Linked DNA regions of Homo sapiens: region 1 is linked to region 2. Evidence: chromatin loops called from intact Hi-C (ENCODE). Cell type or tissue: A673. All regions are shown on one strand.

Evidence for each region. Peaks named below come from ENCODE experiments on the same cell type or tissue, not always from the same donor. Only the 100,000 strongest peaks of a DNase experiment are listed, where the experiment ranks them.
Region 1: a loop joins it to region 2, with 2.5 times the contacts of the local background. A loop is called at or near these places in 5 of 110 quality-filtered maps.

The regions. Positions count from the first base shown.
Region 1 is chr4:164,875,672-164,878,171 of GRCh38, reverse strand. It overlaps APELA (apelin receptor early endogenous ligand), which reads right to left and starts at 994. Exons shown (of 3, transcript NM_001297550.2): 1 at 765-994. The coding sequence starts at 840. In A673, no CTCF peak of the experiment used is centred here; a DNase peak (open chromatin) is centred at 1,141; H3K4me3 peaks cover 1,504 bases; H3K27ac peaks cover 2,183 bases.
Region 2 is chr4:164,778,992-164,781,491 of GRCh38, reverse strand. All of the region lies in intron 2 of SMIM31 (small integral membrane protein 31), which reads right to left. Among named protein-coding and RNA genes, the nearest start is that of SMIM31, 26 kb to the right of the region's middle. In A673, a CTCF peak has its summit at 1,553 (motif pointing left); a DNase peak (open chromatin) is centred at 1,511.

The sequences.
Region 1 (2,500 bases), 97 kb before region 2:
CTCTCTTCTTTTCTCTCTTTTCTTTCTTTTTTTTTTCAAACTTACTGGTTCTTTGAAATCTTAGCTGTTTGGTTTTGAAGTAAAAGTACATTAGAATACTTTTGTGTACTAAATTTCTGTTGGTTAAGTACAATATACTTGATATCATCTTTGAAAACATGTCAAGTAAATTAATATTATGTATCTTTATCATACATATTTTTGATGCTTTTTAGCTGTATAAGCATAATAATAAAAACTGCACTTATTTGTTTTAAGTGACATGCCTAGTTACATAATTAGAAATGACAGCTATTGACCTGTTTTAAGATTTAATCTGCATTTTGTTGCATTATGCTTTTTGTATGTTAATTCAGCCCCTACTCTGGGCAGCAACATACTTTTTAAATAAACTGCTTTGGAGTTTGCATTTTACCTAAAAATCTATACATTTATTTACCTTTATAATGAATAGACGAACACTTCTGTTTCATTTTACTTGTAAAGACAACATAATCTGCAATAGCTTAGAGATCTATTTTCTTGGCATTTAGGAAAAATAGTGGTAAAATACTTATCATTTCAAAGTCCAGATGTTTTTAAAATATTGAAATAATAGACCCAACAGGATAGATAGCATACTTTCAAAATCCTACACATTTATCCCCAATACTACTAACTGCAAGCACACCTAAGTGGTTTTCAGATAAACACAATCATGCTCAGAGACCCAGGGATGCAAACAGGCAAAACAAGTTACTTGTACAAATGTATCAAAGGCCTACCTGGTCTCTGTCCGCTGATAAGGAGAAGACTCATAATAAAAATAAAAAATGCAAAAAGGAATTGCTGAAATCTCATTTTCCTACCGCACAAAAGTAGAGCAATGACTCTCAATGTAAACCAAACGATCTGTAAATAGTCTGTGCAATATCTGTGTGGCTGTCTTCACATTCTAGTGACAAACCTCAGAGAACTGCCAGCTGTGTTTTGCAGGAAGGTTAATGATCACATTAGACAAAGTTGCCGGTGCTCTGTGCTGTGGTCAGAGCCTCCCTCAGCCTCAAACCCCTCCTCCACTCCTCTTCTCCTTTCTCCTCGGCCACTCCCCTTTATTTCCATAAGCAAATATTGGTGAAATAAACCATTCAAGCATGCTATAACTTTAGTGGAAGTGTACTCCAAAAGCTCCAAGAAGAGAATGACTTAAATTCAATCTGGATATGAAGAAATACGTAAAACAAGACGTGACACTGCCTCCTCCCCTTACCATTTGCATCTGTTTAAACTTTGCCCATATTGGTCCCACATGCAGAAACCAGTGGAAATGACAGGAAGTCTCTCTTTTGTCTTTTTCAGAAGGAATTCTGAAGCTCTAACATAAGAGTCCCAAATGCTTTGTGGCAGAACATGTGCTGAAATGCTTTATCTTTACCAAACTTACTGCAAAGTAGTGCCTGTTTACACGAACTCTCCAAATTGCCTAATTCACTGGGTTTGTAACAGTAAAGATTTTTGGAATTTAGAATGTTTTGAAATAAATCTGCAAAACATATACATTTATATTAATATTTTGTAAAGTGCAGTTTTAAAAGTAACAGATTATTTTCATCTGCAAATGTCCAGGATTTTAAAAAAGGAAGTTCAGGCAAGCCACAAACTCATGAAATCTGTGTTCGGTTAAAAATTTATATGTGGTGGAATACCAGGCTAACATACCACAGTCACAGAAATTGGAGATGGAGAAAACAAGTCTTAGTTCATCTCCCAGTGAATTCAGAAAACACAAAAACAGTCTAGCCTTGTCTTTTACACACATGCACCAAGATCTCTTTTTGTTTCAAGTGCTCCCTTATATATCAGATACAGCTGTTATAAATGGAAATGACTATACTTATTATGTAAGTATAATAAATTCCATTTATAACATCCATATCGAACATATTTTAGGTAAAATGCAAAATGCCAAAAGAATAGTATAGGTATGCCTTGAAACACAAGTACAGCCAAAGTACTAGCTCTAAAGCATGTGTAATTTGTTTTGAACCATTAGGAATTTTGTTGTATTTGGCTTCTTTAGACTCAGGTAGTTGGTACATAACCTTGGGGCTTCCTGAGGTTTGAATTTAATGCACAATTTGTCTTGATTTTATAAGTCAATCTGTAAATTTCCCTGCCTGTCTAGTTAGGCATGAAGTTTATAATAGGCGATGGCATACAAAAATTCTTAAATTCACTTTATTGAAGTCTTGAGAATATATTGACCTGTTTGGGGACTGCAAGCATAGTGTTAAAGGGTCCTACTTTACCATGCTGTCCATTGCTTCATAAAATCAATGGAATACAATAGAGTTTGAACTCATGATATACAAGTGACTTAAGAATGGCAAAGAGTTTATTCAGATTTTTAAATCCCTCCCCATTTCCCGCCCCAGTCTTCTTAGTACAGCATTCAGGAAAACAGCATGCTAACAAAGTTGAATGTTAAATCAATAAGAGATCAATATAGATTTTGGCACTA
Region 2 (2,500 bases):
GTTGCATGTATCAATAGTTTGTTTCTTTTTTATTGCTTAATAATATTCTGGTTTATAAATGTATTAGAGTCTGTTTATTCATTTACCTGCTAAAGGACATTTGGGCTGTTCTCATTTTTTGGCAATTGTGAATAATGGTATAAACATTTGTGTAAATGTTCTTGAGTGAAGGTAAGTACTGGGAGTAGGATTGTTTGGTCCTTTGGTAAGCATATGTTTTATCTTTGTAAGAAATTCCAAACTGCTTTCCAAACTGGCTGTACCATTTTGCGTTCCCACCAGCAACATATGAGAATTCCAGTAGTTCTTCATCTTCAGCAGTACTTGGTATTGTGTGTGTGTGTGTGTGTGTGTGTGTGTGTATGTAAATGTAGTATATGTAGGGCCAGGAATGGTGGCTCACACCTGTAATCCCAGCACTTTGAGAGGTGGAGGTGGGACAATTGCTTGAGGCCAGGAGTTTGCGACCTGCCTGGGCAACATAGCAAGACCCCTGTCTGTACCAAAATTAAAAAATAGCCGGGTGTGGTTGCATGTGCCTCTAGTCCTAGCTACTAGTAGGCAGAAATAAGAGGACTGCTTTAGCCCAGGAGTTTGAGGCTTCAGTGAGCTATGATTGTGCCACTTTACCTAGCCTGGGTGACACAGCAAGTCACTGTCTTTAAGAAAAATAAAAATTAAAAAAAGTAGTATATATATTTAAATTTTAGTCATTCTAATAGATGTGTAGTAGTATCCCATTATGGTTTTAGGTTTGTCTGGTTTTGGCTAATTTTTAGAATTTTAGAATTTAATGCACATTTTCTGAGATTTCAAAAATAGTATTATAAAAACAGTGTTTGATAATACACACAGTTATTAATGCCTTTGTAGGCATTCATTCTGTTCTTCCTCATTGTAGAGCTACTGATCCTTTTACAGCTTCTATTTTAAAATAATCCAGTTTACCAGTATTAGGATTCATTGATCTACAAAGGCCTTCAGGACACACCTGGCCTAGGCCCCTGCCTACTACATGGATTTTGAGAAAAAGAGAAGAAGCTATTCGTTTTTTGTTTGTTTTTTGAGATGGAGTCTCGCTCTGTCACCCAGGCTGGAGTGCAGTGGCGCAATCTCGGCTCACTGCAACCTCCACCTCCCGAGTTCAAGCAGTTCTCCTGCCTCAGCCTCCCGAGTAGCTGGGACTACAGGCATGCGCCACCACGCCTGGCTAATTTTTTGTATTTTTAGTAGAGACGGGGTTTCACCATGTTGGCCAGGCTGGTCTTGATCTCCTGACCTTGTGATCCACCCGCCTTGGCCTCCCAAAGTGCTGGGATTATAGGTGTGAGCCACCGCGCCCGGCCACTATTCCTATTTTTAAATATGATTAAGGGATTATCTGGAAGAGTTGCATGCATTGCTCACAGTTCACTGGGGAAAAAGACAAAGCTTTGGCATTCCCAGTGTTTAGCATGGTGGCTGGTGTGAAATTAGTTTTACACAGGCAGCACCGGGACACAACAGAGCAAAATTATTTTTCTTGGATTCGGGTGTTTGTCAAACATTGCCGTCTACTGGCTGGCTGCTGCAATTACTTCTAAGACATGCCAAAAAACCAGTTTGTTGCCTGTTCTCAAAATTTGCTGTCTCCACCTCTAACAATCCATATTAAATAGATTAATAATCCTTCTTTTAAAGCATAACTTTATTGATTCCTCTATATCCCTAAATATGTGTGTCAGGAACATTGATGCAGAGAGGATATTTTGATTTCATTTAAAACAAGCCTGAAATTTGCCCTGGTAAATAATGAACAGTCTCATTCCATGCAAGTTTGTGGCTTTCAGTTGAGATAAATAGGAAGACCTCAGTCTCACTTATGGCCATGTCTTCTTAATTTTGGACAATTTGGTTTATAAAGGCAGAAGAGTCATTGTATTCAGAGATAACAGAAAAATTGCAAAAAAAAATTGCTGACTTTTCCATGACAAAAATTTGCAGAAAAATAACTTTAAAACTATGTGAAATAATAGAAAGTCTACAGATTGGCCACTAATCTCAGTTTGGTCTTTTGCTAATAGGGGCTTTCCTCACTTTTACGAAGAAGAAGCAGAAGCTTCCAATTCAGGATCCAGACATTTTGGCATTTTTTTCCTAACAATTTAACTGGAAACCTTGGTGCCTGTGGCCTTTGGCACCCGCAGAACTATGTTGTGAAGTATTAGCTCAGCATGCCCAATAGTTTAGCCACACGCTACGGAAATAGCTGCGGTGACCAAAATGTAAACCCACCTCTAATTACTGAAGAATTAGAAATGAACACAGTCTTCATGACATTCTCTAAGACTACAGTGTTTTAGGCATACATACCCGAATGTTGAACTTCTCTGCGACCAAAAGACATTTAATTTATGTTCAATCAAACCTAGTTAATTACAAACACAACTTTAAGGTAGTTAAAGAAACCCTCAGTTGAAAAAGATGTAGCTGATGCGCTGGAGTTTTTTTTTTTTTTCCT